Regions from separate parts of the Mus musculus genome. Here region 2 is linked to region 1. Evidence: chromatin loops called from intact Hi-C (ENCODE). Cell type or tissue: gastrocnemius. All regions are shown on one strand. Each heading gives the region's core, and the rest is flanking DNA. Links, peaks and the distances in the headings are about the cores only. Region 1 holds the start of Ubxn1 (UBX domain protein 1). Region 2 holds the start of Rom1 (rod outer segment membrane protein 1).

What was found. A loop is a pair of places that touch in the nucleus more often than their neighbours do. Peaks named below come from ENCODE experiments on the same cell type or tissue, not always from the same donor. Only the 100,000 strongest peaks of a DNase experiment are listed, where the experiment ranks them.
Region 2: a loop joins it to region 1, with 3 times the contacts of the local background. A loop is called at or near these places in 1 of 42 quality-filtered maps.

What each region holds. Positions count from the first base shown.
Region 1 is chr19:8,867,477-8,875,122 of GRCm38, reverse strand. It overlaps Ubxn1 (UBX domain protein 1), which reads right to left and starts at 3,575. Exons shown (of 9, transcript NM_001362044.1): 1 at 3,367-3,575; 2 at 3,211-3,264; 3 at 3,009-3,115; 4 at 2,836-2,905; 5 at 1,418-1,609; 6 at 1,277-1,328; 7 at 868-984. The coding sequence starts at 3,425. In gastrocnemius, for the core only: CTCF peaks have their summits at 3,348 and 3,562; DNase peaks (open chromatin) are centred at 3,642 and 4,051; H3K4me3 peaks cover 2,399 bases; H3K27ac peaks cover 2,500 bases.
Region 2 is chr19:8,925,444-8,933,089 of GRCm38, reverse strand. It overlaps Rom1 (rod outer segment membrane protein 1), which reads left to right and starts at 3,734. Exons shown (of 3, transcript NM_009073.4): 1 at 3,734-4,506; 2 at 4,866-5,112; 3 at 5,203-5,708. The coding sequence starts at 3,917. The coding sequence ends at 5,421. It overlaps Eml3 (echinoderm microtubule associated protein like 3), which reads right to left and starts at 3,396. Exons shown (of 22, transcript NM_144872.1): 1 at 3,138-3,396; 2 at 2,120-2,291; 3 at 1,786-2,046; 4 at 1,587-1,700. The coding sequence starts at 3,159. It overlaps B3gat3 (beta-1,3-glucuronyltransferase 3 (glucuronosyltransferase I)), which reads right to left. Exons shown (of 5, transcript NM_024256.2): 3 at 7,192-7,552; 4 at 6,718-7,008; 5 at 5,854-6,354. The coding sequence ends at 6,256. In gastrocnemius, for the core only: a CTCF peak has its summit at 3,269; DNase peaks (open chromatin) are centred at 3,343, 3,639 and 4,073; H3K4me3 peaks cover 2,267 bases; H3K27ac peaks cover 2,373 bases.

The DNA.
Region 1 (7,646 bases), core at 2,064-4,563:
GAAACTGAGTGAGGACTAAGTATGGGGTGGCTTATGCCTAAAGCCTCAGCACTTAGGGTTAACAGCACAGGCAGATTTCTCAAGATAAGCCTGGTTTACACAGCTTCAGGGCTGGAAGAACAAATTCAAGGCTGGCATCAGGTACACACACAAGCCCCTGTCTTAAAACAGAACTATGACTAAGCAGGGTGAGGCCAGATAATGGCAATGCCTATAGTCACAGCACACAGAAGAAACAGGAAGATCACCAGAAGCTAGAGGTCAGCTTGATCTTCATAGTGAACTCCAGGCCAGGACTGTGTAGCAGGACCCAGGCCCAAGAATAAAATAGAGCAGAGTGGTGGCACATGCCTGTAATCCTAGCACTTAGGCAGAGGGCAGGGATAGCTCAAAAGTCAAGACCAGTCTAGTCTACGTAGTGAAACCCTGTCTGAAGTACCCAAGAAAGGAAAGGAGGTACTAGAGCTGGCTCTGCTTCCCTTGGAGCATCTGAACCAGGACAAATACTACTTAAAGGACCCGATGAACAACCACTCATGCTCCACCGCAGCAGGTGATGGTAATGGATTCGATACCTCACAAGACAAGATGGAATTACTTTTAAAAGTCACTGTGAGGACCATATTATGAAAATAGCTGTGTAATGAATCTAAAACTGCTTAGTAAGGATGAAGTAAGGATTTAAATAAGATGGGCAGGTGAAATTTGATCTTTCCAAAGAGTAGAGGAGATAGGATTTCAAAAGTCATGTACAAAGAAGGGAGAGATTTGGCAAAGGGGACTTAAGCGTGAACAGCTCTGGGCTGTCTGGCACTTTATAAGCCAACACGGGATTCCAGAAGCAAGACGGTCACTTGAAAACAGTACCTGTATACGACACTGGTCATACTCCCGCTTAGTAGGGGGCTCCTGGCTGGGAGAAGAAGGAACAGGACCTGGGTCTGTTGCTGGTGGGGATGACCGAGAACCCACACTACCACCATACTGAAAGACAAAATGGAACACTACCTCAGAGGGAGCACACTAGTCTAGCATGTATAAAGGGTCACCCTCCAGTACATGGGCCAAACACACACACACACACACACACACACACACAGAGGTTTGGCAGTTCACAGCTTTTAGTTAGAGTACTTGGAAGGCTGACGCAGGAGAATACTATGAGTCTGACACTAGTCTGGGCTAGAGTAAAATTGCCTCAAAAAAATCATGCTAAGCACACTTTAAGGAAATTAACCCACATACTCCACTATACCCAGACTTTCTAATCACCCACCTTCTTGGCTCTCTCTGCTTTGTCCCTTTCAATTTTTTCTCGAACCCTTTGTCTAGAATAGAGACAGGAAGAAAATAGGTCAGACATGGACAAGGCAAATCTTCATTTCTTTCCCAATTAGCGACCAATGAGACTTCAGACCTGGCAGCTAACTCTTCAGCCTTTTCCCTCCTGCGCTCCTCCGCAGCCCGGCGCATCTCATCTTCCTGCAGTTTCTGTCGTGCAACTGACAGCTCTTGCCCTTGTCTCCTCCGCTGCTTTTCTCGTTCTAAAGCTTCTCGCTCCTCTCTTTCTTCACGTTCCCGCTGCTTTTGTGCCACAAGTTCCAACATTCTGTTTTGCAGAGAAGAAAGAGGTAAAGTTGGACATGGAGTGGGAAGGTGAGTTTAGACTGAGAAATTAACAAAATAAGGGAATACGGGCTCCAAGACAGAGGAAAGGAAACAAAACCAAAACAGTAATATAAAGAGGACAAGCAGGGCCAGACCTGGTGACACACGCCTTTAATCCCAGCACTTGGAAGGCAGAGGCAGGCAGATTTCTGAGTTCGAGGCCAGCCTGGTCTACAGAGTTAGTTCCAGGACAGCCAGGACTATACAAAGAAACCCTATCTTGAAAAACCAAAGAGGACAAGCTAGGTGGTAGCAGTGCACGCCTTTATTCTCAGTGTTCAGAAGGCAGAGACAGGTAAATCTCAAGTTTGAGGCCAGCCTGGTCTACAGAGCCAGTTCCAGGACAGTCAGGGATAGAGACTCTTGGCTTGAAGAAAAAAAAAAAAACAGAACAAAGCCAAAAAAAAAAAAAAAAAAGTGTAGTTTAAAGGTAGAGCACAATATATCATGCATAGACCCTTGTGGGTTTTTCTTTCTTTCTTTCTTTTTTTTTTTTTTTGGTTTTTCTGTTTAGCCCTGGCTGTCCTGGAGCTCACCTTGTAGACCAGGCTGGCCTCGAACTCAGAAATCCGCCTGCCTCTGCCTCCGAGTGCTGGGATTAAAGGCGTGCACCACCACGCCCAGCGTGGGTTTTTCTTATTGTTGTTGTTGGTTTTGTTTTTAAAGAAAGGGCATAGTGATGCATATCTATAATCCCTGCATTTGCAAAGGAGAGGCAAGAGAGTTGGGATTTCAGGGGAATCTGCAGCCACACAGGAGTTTGAGACCAGTCCTGAGCTATGTGAGATGTTTCCTGGTGACTTGCAGCACACCCTCAAAACCGGAAAGGTCAGGTTCTATGATCAGACTTGTTTGTATTTGAGAGGAAGGAAGATGACCCATGACCCTTGGTAAAGTGTGTCACTGGGCTATGGTGGCCCAGGCCTGTAATCCCAGCACTAGAAGAATGTGGCTTCGAATTTAGCCTAGGCCGCATACGGGGTTCCAGCGCAGCCTGAGGTACACAGCTGGACTGCGTCTCAAAAAAATAATGCAAGGCACAGTGAAGGCCACATCTCAGCACTCTGGAGGCGGAGGCAGGAGGATCCGGAGTTCAGCCTGGGCAAGAGTTAGGCAGACTCCAAACAAAACACACACACACACACACACACTGAACTTGCCAGTCACCTCTTGGTCTGTTCTTGTCTCTCCTCTTCAGTCAAAATGGGTCTGCTTTCTCCAGCAGCAGACCCAGAGCCTGCAAACAAGCAACCAGGATTAGTATTTAGAATAAGATCATTCTGATTTTCTCGGGGCCCTTTCAAGGTCTCTAGAATCACAAGATGTCTCCCAGTCAGGACCTTCAGGGCCAACTTGCTCTGAGGGCGTGGGTTCTCGTCCCAGGACATGGCTGAGGGGAGTCTCCAGAGGCTCATCCACATCGGGGTCGTCTTCATGCTCCATCAGCCTGCGCGGAGAAAGTAGGCAGGGGTTGGTTAGCCTGGAGGCCACCTTGCCCAGCGGCTCCCAAACTCCCGCCACCCGTGCGGGTCGCCCGCTCACCAATCCATCGCAGCCTCGATGCCCTGGTTCCCTGTGAGGGCCAGAGCCTTCTCCCTGGGGGCAGAAACACCGTGAATAGCGCCCACCAGCCATGGTGACAGTCAGGCCGGCCAGGCCCGCGGCCTCCCACCACCGGCTAGGGGGAGGCTCCCTTACGCGCGTCCCCTGGGAAAGCCCATCTCGATGAGGCTCTCCAGAGCCGTCAGCTCCGCCATGGCGCCCGCCTCCGCCTCCGCGGGGACCTGCGGGGACCAGAAGGAAGACCGCAAGGGTCAGCCCGGGGCGACTCCGCCCGCGACGCCGCCCTCCCGGCGCTCGCTAACTCACGGGGCGGGAGACCCAGGGACGAGGGGGGAGTAGACAGTGAGTGGGGAGAGCGGAGGGGAAGCGGAAGTGCCCGGTCTGTTTGTGTCACGTGGAGGCAGGGTGGACGGGTGCCGAAGAGAGCCAGAAATGTCCTTCCTGGTGGGCGGGGACTTTGAGGAGGGACAACTGACAGGAAGGAGACCCACCCACGGGGAAGAAGCTCCAGACAGGCTTGAGCCGGTTTGCAGGCTTTTAGGATTCTAAAAGAGAGCCTGGCTATGGATCGGCGGGTAAAAGCACCTGCCTTCAAGCCTAATTATGTGAGTTCGATTCCTAAGACCCACGAGGTTGAGCACAGAGGAAAAAGGATTCCTGTTAGTTGTCCTCTGACCTAAGCACACGAGTCGGGGCGTTCATGATAAACAGTAAAAGTTTATCTCTCTCTCCCTCTCTTTCTGTCTTTCTCTCTCTTTCTTTCCTTTTGGTGTTTTGAGACAGGATTTCTCTGCATAGTCCTGGCTGTCCTGGAACTCGCGCTGTAGACCAGGCTGGCCTGCAATCCAATGAGATCCACTTGCCTCTGCCTCCGGAGCGCAGTACTGGGATCAGAGTGTGTCGCCACCACCTCCTTGCATTTTTTAATTTTCCGTTTTCTCTTTTACTTCTCTTTCTGTCTTTTGGCACCAAGACCAGACAGGCCTCAAACTCAGAAAAATCTGCCTGCCTCAGTCTTCCAAGTGCCAGGACTAAAGTTGTGTGCCACCACACCCATCGGTGATGTATGTAAAAGAAGTTGGGAGGAGAATAACTCTTATATATATTATTAGTAAGTTATTTATCAGAGTCTAGGGAGTAGGTCTAGTGGTGATTTGGTCTAGCATGCTTGAGTCTATGTTCATCATCATTGTTATCACTGTCTTTGTTTTTTGAGACAAGATCTCATTATGAAGCCTTGGCTGTTCTGGAACTTTCTAAATGGATCTGGCTTTAGAGACTGATCTCAAACTCAAATATCAGTCTGCCTCTGCCATCCAGAGTGCAGGGATCAAAGGCCAGAAACATCTTGCCCAGCTATCTTTTTTTTTTTTTTTTTTTTTTTTTTTTTTTTCGTTTTTGGTTTTTCGAGACAGGGTTTCTCTGTGTAGCCCTGGCTGTCCTGGAACTCACTTTGTAGATGAGGCTGGCCTCGAACTCAGAAATCCACCTGCCTCTGCCTCCTGAGTGATGGGATTAAAGGGGTGTCTCACCACGCCTGGCTTGCCCAGCTATCTTAAAACCTTTCTTTTTTTAAAAAAAGATTTATATTTATTCCATGTAAGTACACTGTAGCTATTTTCAGACACACCAGAAGAGGGCATCAGGTCTCATTGCATATGTTTGCGAGCCACCATATGGTTGCTGGGATTTGAACTCGGGACCTTCGGAAGAGCAGCCAGTGCTCTTAACCACTGAGCCGCCCTTAAATTAAATCTTGATTTCAGAATACCCTGGTCTCTATGAGACCTCAAAAACCCAAATCTTAGGCCTTTGAGATGGTTCAGTTGGTAAGACACCTGAGCTGGATCTCTGCAACCCTCGTTGGAAGACGAGAACCTGCTTCTCCACGTAGTACTTTTGTCCCCTGACGCTTAACCAACAAGGATGACATGCAGGCTCCACTTCCATCATACGTCAATAAATGTGATCATAACTAAAAGGAAAAATGAGGCTGGATGTGGTAGTGCACACCTTTGATCCCAGTACTTGGGTGACAAAGGCAGTTGAACTCTGAGCTCAAGGCCGTATGGTCTACAGAGGGAATTCCAGGACAGTCAGATTCACATAGTAAGACCCTGTCTCCCATCTATCCCCTCTCCCAAAACAACTTTTGAAATCAAGGTGTACAGCAGTGTTTATCAGGAGCCATAGATAATTCATACTTGGACCTGCTCACACTGTTGAAGGGGATCTATTGCCAAAGGGATCTTGGTGCACGGTTTTAGTTTGAGAGCAGGATAAGTGATAGTGACAGTGATACTTGGCTGGACAGTATGTACGTGCTAGTGTTGCTGTGCAATGTCTTGTCCAGCTACTCTGTACATGATATAAAACAGGCCTTGGTCCTCTGGGCTTGCAGTACCGGCTCTCTGCCCAAAATGTCCTGACTCTTCCCTCACCTTAGGTAGCTCTATAGCATTTCTCATTTCTTTAGACTACCGAGCTTTGATCGCCTACATGGCTCTTTTTTTCTCTTCATCGGTTTTTCAAGACAGGATTTTTCTGTGTATCCCTGGCTGGCCTTGAATTTAGAGAGATCTACCTATTTCTGCTTTCCAAGCGTTGGGATTAAAGGGGTGAGCCACCACCACCTGCGCTTTTTTTGTTTATTTTTCTTCTACTGCCAGGATCTTCTGCGCTCATATGCAGCCCCAGTTGGCTGTTCTGCTTGGGCTAACCCAGGTCATGGCAGTTCTGCTCAGGCTAACCTGGGTCATGGCAGTTCTGCTTGGGCTAACCTGGGTCATGGCGGTTCTGCTCAGGCTAACCTGGGTCATGACGGTTCTGCTCAGGCTAACCCAAGTCATGGCGGTTCTGCTTCCACCTCCTCAGTATTAGGATGACAAGTGTGACTTACCATGCTTGGCTTTCTGTTTTCCTTCTTTTTCTTTTTTTCCTTTTGTTTTTTGTTTTGTTTGTTTGTTTGTTTGTTTTGAGACATGGTCGCACTATGTTTTCCTTTGTTTTTGTGATGTGATGTCACTATATAGCCCTAATTGGTCTGGAACCCAGGTCCTCTGCAAGAGCCGCATCTTTAAAGCTAATTCTCTTCAGTCTTCCAGAAGAAAGGCAACAGGACAGTACAGCAGAGTTTTGTGGAACTGCTTACAATATAAATAAGACATGGAGACTTCTATGTAGTTTAAAGCTGTTGGCCTTATGCTGGGGTAGACTGAAAGGCTCTGAAAGGAGTCCCTCGCTCAGGCCTCTATCAATGACATCTATCTTGCCAATTTCAGGGCTTCTTTGACCTTTTACATTCTGTCAGGGTCTTTCATTCTCTCAGCTAGCTTTTATCCTAACCTGACTTTCCTGGCAGTATCCCTGCTACATGACTAGCTTCTTAGCTTTCTGTTTCACTCTGGTCTCCCTTCGTTTTTCTCCCATGTCTGCCTCGAATCTCCAGCCTCTATGCTTGTGTCCCTTGTCTCTCTGTCTGAAAGTTCTGCTGCTGTACTTCCTGCCCCAGCTATTGTCTGTTAGCTCTTTATTATAACCAACCAGAGGTTAGATAATGCCAGACCATCTCTTAGACTGCCTTTAGACAACAAGAGTTGCCTGACTTTCACATTTTGTGCAGATATTGAAAGGACATTTACAAATAGAAAAGCGGTGATGAGCCATAGAAGTGACAATACCAAATCTTGCCAGCATTTAGCTCTCTGCATGCACAAAATTAAAAATACAAAAACACACCTCAATACAAGGTAAGGAAGGTCACCCCAACAGAACACAGTAAACATTTGCCCAAGTTAAAGCCTAACTAGGCTACTCCCTGGCTTTGTGACCTTAGATTAACGTTCTGTGTCTGTTTCCTAATGGCTATTAGTATGTATATTGTAGAGATTCTGATAAAGTAAGAAGTAATAATTATGAAAATCTTTAGTACATATGTTATCAGTTTCAATAATAGCTATTATTATTATATACCTCTTTTTTGTTTGTTTTGTTTTTTGTTTTGTTTTTGTTTTTTGTTTTTTTGAGACAGAGTTTCTTTCTTTCTTTCTTTTTTTTTTTTTTTTTTTTTTTTCTTTTGGTTTTTCGAGAAAGGGTTTCTCTGTATAGTCCTGGCTGTCCTGGAACTCATTCTGTAGACCAGGCTAGCCTCGAACTCAGAAATCTGCCTGCCTCTGCTTCCCAAGTACTGGGATTAAAGGCGTGTGCCACCACTCCCGGCTTATTATATAACTCTTAATAATCCTTAATAAACACTTGTGTTCAGAGCTGTAACTAAGCCAGGCAGATGTCTAAGAGTTGGAGGCCAACCTGATCTACATAATGCCAGGCAGTGGTGGCACATGCCTTTAATCCCAGCACTTGGGAGGCAGAGGCAGGCAGATTTCTGAGTTCAAGGACAGCCAGGGCTACACAGA
Region 2 (7,646 bases), core at 2,224-4,723, 58 kb before region 1:
AGTGAGTTACAGGACAGCCAGGGCTACACAGAAAAACCCTGTCTCGAACCAAAAACAAAAAACAAAACAAAACAAAAAAAGATACTGACAGGAGGTTCCTCCCAGTCAGCCTGCTAATGTGGGGTCACTGTTAGGGCTCTAGAGAGATGGGGACTTTTAGTTGAAAGAGAGGTGGGGGGGGAAGGAAAGAAGGAAGGAAGGAAGGAAGGAAGGAAGGAAGGAGAGAGAGAGAGAAAGAGAGAGAGAGAGAAAGAAAGAAAGAATAAAAGAAAGAAAGAAAGAAAGAAAGAAAGAAAGAAAGAAAGAAAGAAAGAAAGAAAGAAAGAAAGAAAGAAGGAAGAAAGGGAAGGCAATATAAAGGTGAAACAACAGAACCATAGAACTATAGCCTGTGCCCTTTCTTCTAGGCCTCTACTGACCTTTTTATTTCCATATTTGTAAAATGAGGTCAGAATATATACCAACCTGCCTTTCAGGAATCTGGAAGGTAGGCAAAATCTCCCAAAAGGAAAGTGACAATTGAATTCCAGAGGTCACTATCACTGGATGATAAGCTAACAATAGCTCTTCAGAGAACATAGTAGAAGGTGAGAAAGGACAAGGCTGGAGTAGACCTTCAGGTCCACTAAGACAGTGACCCCACACCAGCAGGCTTCCTGGCACTAGGATGCTACAGGAGTAGGCAGAGCAGGACTCTGTAGGGAATGGGGATTGGCTGAAACTCTGAGGATAGCCACTGGGAAAGATCACCAGAGCTGCTAGGTATCTTCCCAACACTCTGGAGGCCAAGAAAGGACTATCATACCTGAGACCCTGTCCTTTTTTTTTTTTTTAATATCTTTTATTAGGTATTTTCCTCATTTACATTTCCAATGCTATCCCAAAAGTCCCCCATACCCTCCCCCGCCCTCCCCTACCCACCCACTCCCACTTTTTGGCCCTGGCGTTCCCCTGTACTGGGGCATATAAAGTTAGCAAGTCCAATGGGCCTCTCTTTCCAGTGATGGCCGACTAGGCCATCTTTTGATACATATGCAGCTAGAGTCAAGAGCTCCGGGGTACTGGTTAGTTCATAATGTTGTTCCAACTATAGGGTTGCAGATCCCTTTAGCTCCTTGGGTACTTACTCTAGCTCCTCCATTGGGGGCCCTGTGATCCATCCAATAGCTGACTGTGATGAGACCCTGTCTTAACTAACTAAATAAACTGTCATCAGAGCTTTTAGCTCCTAGAATTTTGGAAGGTATGTTGTGGTATGAAAATGTCAGCAGAACCAGAATCAGGAAAAATCGGGTCCAGAGCTTGACTCTGTGACCTGAGGCAACTGACTGCCCTCTCTGAGCCTGCTTCACCTGTGCAACAGAAAACATGAGAGACCACCTAGTCACCAAAGATGTTACAGGGCCTGAATGACATGGAGGAGAGCTGCAGCACAGGGCCCCAAACATTGCAGGAGTCCCAAGGAATGCTTTGTTTCTTTCTTCCTGTTGGGTAATGAGGTCACCTACCCCACCCAGGAATGGAGAAAGTCAAGAAGCTAAGCCTGGGATACAGCAAGTTAAAGGAGGAAGGTGAGGCTTACCCACCTCTCTGTGCTCCCTGACCGCAATAGCAGGTTAGCTGAGGAAGCTGCCTTCCTGGAGAGTTTCTGCCTGGGCCGCTCTGAGGGGGAGGAGGAGGAGGAAGAATTTCTTCGGGGCCTGGTGGGACAGAATGAAAAAGTGAAAAATCAAGCCTGTTTCTCAGATTTCCCATCCATCCTAGCTACCACCACAGGATACCTACGTGTCAGAACGCTGAAGAGGCTGCACCGGCCTGAGGATTCCTGGGGGGCCAGGGGAGCCTGCCCCACTGCTGCTGCTGCACCCTCCTTCAGACTGGGTCCCACTAGGTTCTTCACTGCCCCCCTGAAGAGCTGGAGGACCATTGCTCAGGCCAGGGGGTCCAGAGGATGGAACAATCTCCAATTCTTCTTCCGTTTGGGTGCCTCTGGTCACCAAGGAAGGGCTGCATGTAGGTGGCAGTCCTGGAGGGACTGTGATGCTGCTGAGGAGACAGCAAATTAACCTGATGCCCCAAAGTTCCCAGGAAGGCAGAATGAGTGTGCTAGCATATATACCTGTTCCTTGTCGGGGCTGATATGCCAGAGCCCTGCAGGGTTGTGGTGGAGCCATGCAGCCGCAGCAGGCGAAGGGCTTCTGCTAAAGCCGCTTTTACCAGTTCCATCTCTTCTTCCTGCACCCGAAGTCGCTGGCTCAGGGTCTGCAGGGTCTCATGAGCAGGGCCCTCACCTGGGAAAGGGGCAAGAAGCACTCAGAAAAGTGCCACTACCTGGAGGGCAGAGCTGGTTTTGTCCTCCCACCCAATGTTACAATGCAACCATTCAATAGAGCTAACCCTTTCGAGTAGTCTAAAACTCGAAAGCTCATCCAGCGGCGAGGAGGTGGACAGAGATGGTAGGGGGCCAAAGTGCCTCCTCCTAGCAGGACAGGCAATGAGCCTGGCAAAACTCTTCCTGCTGCTGTCTCAGCCTCCACAGAGACAAAGTATTATGGAATACCAGGGGGGGGGGAAACATGGAATACTGCCGAGGTACGTGGGAGCCAGAGAGAGACACAGGAGCAATACTGGTGTGGAACCGCACGCAGCCCTCTCACCCCACCAGCAAGCGCAAGTCTCTACAAATGCAAACACAGCCAACAAGCTAGAGACACAGGAAAGTGAACTGGACAGTAAAGTCAGACTGAGAGGCCGGGGTGTAAGGCACACAATCCGGTGACTGTACAGCATATCAGTGGAGAGCTGTTACAGTGTACATCCCAAGGTAAGGGTAGAAGTCCGAAATAAGAAGACCCGGAATTCCCGGGGAAGAGGCCCAGTGTGACACAGTGGTCAGGGAAACTCAGAGGGGCACAGGGAACCAAGGAGTAGAATGGCATTAAGGAAGTCCAAAATGACTGTAGCGGGTTCCTAGGAACTAGAATTGGACGACCTGAAGAACTGAGGAGGATGCTCAGAGCCCCCGAGGCGCAGGAGCACGCGAGCACGCCACTAGACAGCGGTCCAGCACTAGCAGTGCCCGTCCGGCTGGCGCTCAGGGAATCCAGGCCACGCCGGCCGCCCCGCCCCGTACTCACCGGGCCCCGCAGCCCCGTCCATCCGGCCCCCGCGTTGCTCCGAGCAGCGTCGTCGGAGGCGTCTAAGCCGCGGGGGCCATGGCTAGGGAGAGGGGAAGGAAGCACTCGAGCGCGCGCGGAGGGGAGCCGTGCCACCCCTCGGGGGCGCTGACGAGCGTGGGGGTCAGGAGTTAGAGGGGGGCGCTGTGGAACCGGTTCTTTTACTCTCTCGGGGTTAGGCTCCCGGGGTGCGGTGACGGGCCGTCCGGAGCCCCTGCGCTGCAGCACAAACAGGCGCGGGACACGGAGTCGCCAGCAAGCGCGGGAGGGAGGCGGGCCGGAGGGGGGGGGCGGGCCGCCAGGTAACCCTTCCCTGTCCGGGACCCGAGGCTCAGGCCGGAGGCGGGGACACACGGCTGACCCTTCACCCCGCCAGGCTCTTGCCCGGCTTCCGGCCCGCAGGCTCCCAGAGGACCTGGGAGGGGACGTAGAGCTTGAGATCTGGGTCTCTTAAGCCTGAAGCCCAGCGTACCAAACTCACTTCCGCGAAAGGGCAGGGCGGGGTCACGAAATGGGCCTTAAGCCCGGGGGCGGGGCCTTTCCTAAAGGGCAAGGCTAAGAAGCATCCTGAATCGGAGCCTGCAGAGGGTTATTAAGGCTAGAGTGGAAGGATGTCCAGGGTATTGGGGTCAGGGTGGCATTAGCCCTGTTGAAGCCAGGCTGGGCTGACTCAGCATCCTGCCTGCCCTAGCCAACCCCAAGCCCCGACGGCTTCTCACTCCCTTGGGCAGAGATGGGAGATGGCGCCGGTGCTGCCCGTGGTGCTGCCCCTCCAACCCCGTATCCGTTTGGCACAGGGCATCTGGCTCCTCTCCTGGCTGCTGGCATTGGTCGGTGGCCTCACCCTCCTTTGTAGCGGGCACCTTCTGGTACAGCTGGGGCACCTTGGCACCTTCCTGGCACCCTCTTGTTCATTCCCTGCTCTGCCCCAGACTGCCCTGGCAGCGGGAACGGTGGCTCTAGGCACAGGGCTAGGAGGCGCAGGAGCCAGCCGGGCAAGTCTGGATGCAGCTCAATACCCCCCCTGGAGAGGGGTCTTGACTCCACTGCTAGCGGTTGGCACAGCTGCAGGTGGGGGGCTGCTGACCCTTGCCCTGGGGCTAGCCCTGGCTTTGCCAGTAAGTCTCAACCAGGGACTGGAGGAGGGCCTGGAGGCTGCCTTGGCTCACTACAAGGACACAGAGGTGCCTGGACGCTGTCAGGCCAAACGTCTGATGGATGAGTTGCAGTTGAGGTACCATTGCTGCGGGCGCCATGGCTACAAGGATTGGTTTGGTGTTCAGTGGGTCAGCAACCGTTACTTGGACCCCAGTGACCAAGATGTAGTTGAGTAAGTGACTGATTTGCTTCTTTTGTCTTCCTCTTCCTCCTTAGCCTTGAGATTCTTACCTGGACGTGCGATAAATAGAGCACGGTGGCTGAGAGGCTGGGTTATAATTCTATTTATCAGCCCAGGGCATGTTGCTAAACCGCTGTGGGCCCATTCCTCATCTGTAAAATGGAGATAACTATGCCCGTCTTTATCTTCCAGACAGACTCCTATCTTACAGAGTTGTGGAGATAAATGAATTATGCAAGCTTGAATAGTGAAGAACTCAGTAAATGTTGTATAATCATTGTTCTCAACTGCCCCTGCTCTCAGATGCTCCTCTCTGCCGCCTCATGACTATCTTGTCTATGCCTTTGCAGCCGGATCCAGAGCAATGTGGAAGGCTTATATCTGATTGATGGCGTCCCCTTCTCCTGTTGTAATCCCCACTCACCCCGGCCTTGCCTGCAAAGCCAACTCTCGGACCCCTATGCCCATCCACTCTTCGATCCTCGGCAGCCCAACCTAAACCTCTGGGCCCAAGGGTGCCATGAAGTGCTGCTGGAACACCTGCAGGGTTTATCAGGCACACTGGGAAGTATTCTGGCTGTCACCTTATTGCTGCAGGTTAGTCAGCTAAGGGCCCTGACTCCTACTTTCAGCTCTGTGACCCCAAACCCACTGACAATCACCCTTTGCACTTGCTTCCCCCCACAGATTCTAGTGCTCCTTGGTTTGCGGTATTTGCAGACAGCGCTGGAGGGCCTTGGAGGAGTCATTGATGGGGAAGGAGAGGCCCAGGGCTATCTTTTTCCTGGTGGGCTGAAAGACATACTGAAAACTGCATGGCTACAGGGAGGGCTTGCCCACAAGCCAGCACCTGAGGAGGCCCCACCAGATGAAGAACCTCCCAAGGAAGTTCTAGCTGAGGCCTAGAAACCTGAAGAGGTGGGGGTGGGAAGGGGAAAGATGGACAAATGTGGAAAACTTACAATTCGTTACTCAGACTCAGGGAAGGAAAGGTCCCTGGGGTTATAGGAGTTAAGAGCAAGCGGAGCTGGGCTGGAATGAGAAGTCCAGGTGTCCTGGAACCCAGCTGTCTCGTTGGAAACCACCAAGGTTGAGAACAGATGAGGGCGACAGGGAAGTGACAACCAAAGGACTAGAGAATGTTTCTAGCATCCAGATTCTACAATAAAGTTTGTGGACAGAAATCACTGTTCTCCCGCTCTCTTCCTCTCTCTGTCTCTGTCTCTCTCTCTTGGCTGGGAGCCTGAAAGACTCTGCAGAGGAGGAACCCAGCCTATGTAAGAACATGTACCTGATCTCTTGGGTAGGTCTGCCAAATGAAGGAAACCATGAAGCCCCTCCGGGTTGAGATTCTTTATTCTAGAGGTAGGAAGGGGATCGCATGCTCAGGTGGGGAGGGTCCAGCCCAGCTCCTCTAGCCCCCCACTGCATGCTTGTCCCCAATAAGTTACCCTTTTCCCACAGCTACCCTCCTTTCTGAGTCCATCTGTCCTGCTCCGCCCCAGATGGGGCTGATCTGGCTCACTAGAGAAGCTGCTTGTCCCCAACATGTGGGCAGTGCCACATGGCAGGCTGGGGGAAGGGAGGGAAGCAACTGGGACACACCCTGTGGTTGGAGGGGCTGCCTCTGGTTCTCAGGGGTCAGGTCTTTAAAAAAAAAACCACATCCTGGGCTGGCCTGGAGCCCAGTCCCACAAGGTATGTGCCTAAAATAAGGTAGAAGTCAGGGTGAGGTTGCCATCACACCTCAATGGCTGGGTCTGAGCCCTGGCCCTGCCGTTGTAGCTGCTCCTCCTGCTTCATCTTAGGTTTCTCTGTCCGGGTGTGCCATACCAGTACCTGTGAAGGAGAGTTTAGGGTCAGGACCAGCCATAACCAGGGCTCTGGGGTGTTAAGATCTAAAATGGATTCCACCCCACCCCACCTCTTCTACATTCAGTGTTGGTATACAATGTATAAAATATTGGGGTGGGAGAACTTTACTGCCTCTAAAATGGAGCTGTGTTCCTTGTCTCTCTGATATATACATGGGTTCATATTAGTCTGTAAGATGAAATGGCAGGGGCTCTACTCTGACTCTCAGTAGCCTTTTTAATAGAGTGAAAGCAAAGTTGGTCAAGCTCTGGAGGGTTTCTCGTGGTTCAAACACCCATTCCCAGTTCAGTTAGCTGCTCAACCCAGAGCCTTTCTCCATCCTCTTACCTGAGTACAATTGGCAGCCCGTGGCTCCAGGTCCTTGGGATCTACAAGGTGGCTCAGGAGACTACTTTCCAGGTGGCCCCGGGGTGCAGTAGCATCAAACTGGGCATTGGGCTTAGCCAATAGCAAGGGCAGGGCAACCGCAAATCCCGCCATGTCCAAGGGAAAGGGCCTGTTGGGTTCCCATGCTGTGTGGAAACCCACAACGCGGCCATCCTGTACCTGAGGACCTTCAAATCGCAGGCCACCCACCAGCCCCACAGGCCACACTGAGACACCGCGAGTCCAACGCATCTGATGGAGATGAGAGAAGAAACAGAGAGGGGTGGTCCAAGAAAAAGAACTACTTTGTTTATTGACCCCCTGCCCCTAGTGCTCCCCATCTTCACCAGCAGCCCACATCAACACGGGTAAGCAAGAGAAAGAGGGGAGCTGGTCCCACCTGGCTCTTTCTCTGTCTTTAATCTCAGGGCTCACCTCCTTAAAGAGCTCCCGGCTGTAGGTGTTGTCATCGTCAGCAAAATACACGACTCCTTGGGTCCCTGGTGGCGGTGGATCCTTCTCCCCCCCAACAGCACCCCCTTTTCCTCGGAGCCAGTCGAGGGCCTTATTGCGCTGTTCCACTCCTCGGGGCCGGACCCAGCCTGGCTCACCTTCCCTAAGCCGTTGAGCCTTGGGGGTAAGGACAGCCAGGTGTGTAAAGAGGAGACCAGAGGCGGCCAACAGCCCCGAGACCAGCGGGGTAGGGCTCTCAGCGTCCTCCACTAGCAGCCAGTGTAGACGGGGCACCAAGCTCAGGGTCTGGGACAGCCGAACCAGCTCTGCCTTTTGTACCAGCCTGCAGAGGGAGAGATGCAGGAAGGAAGGGGCCAGGTAACCTTGGCCCTCTACACTTAGAATGACAGCTGCTCCTGGTCACTGTTAGCATCTTC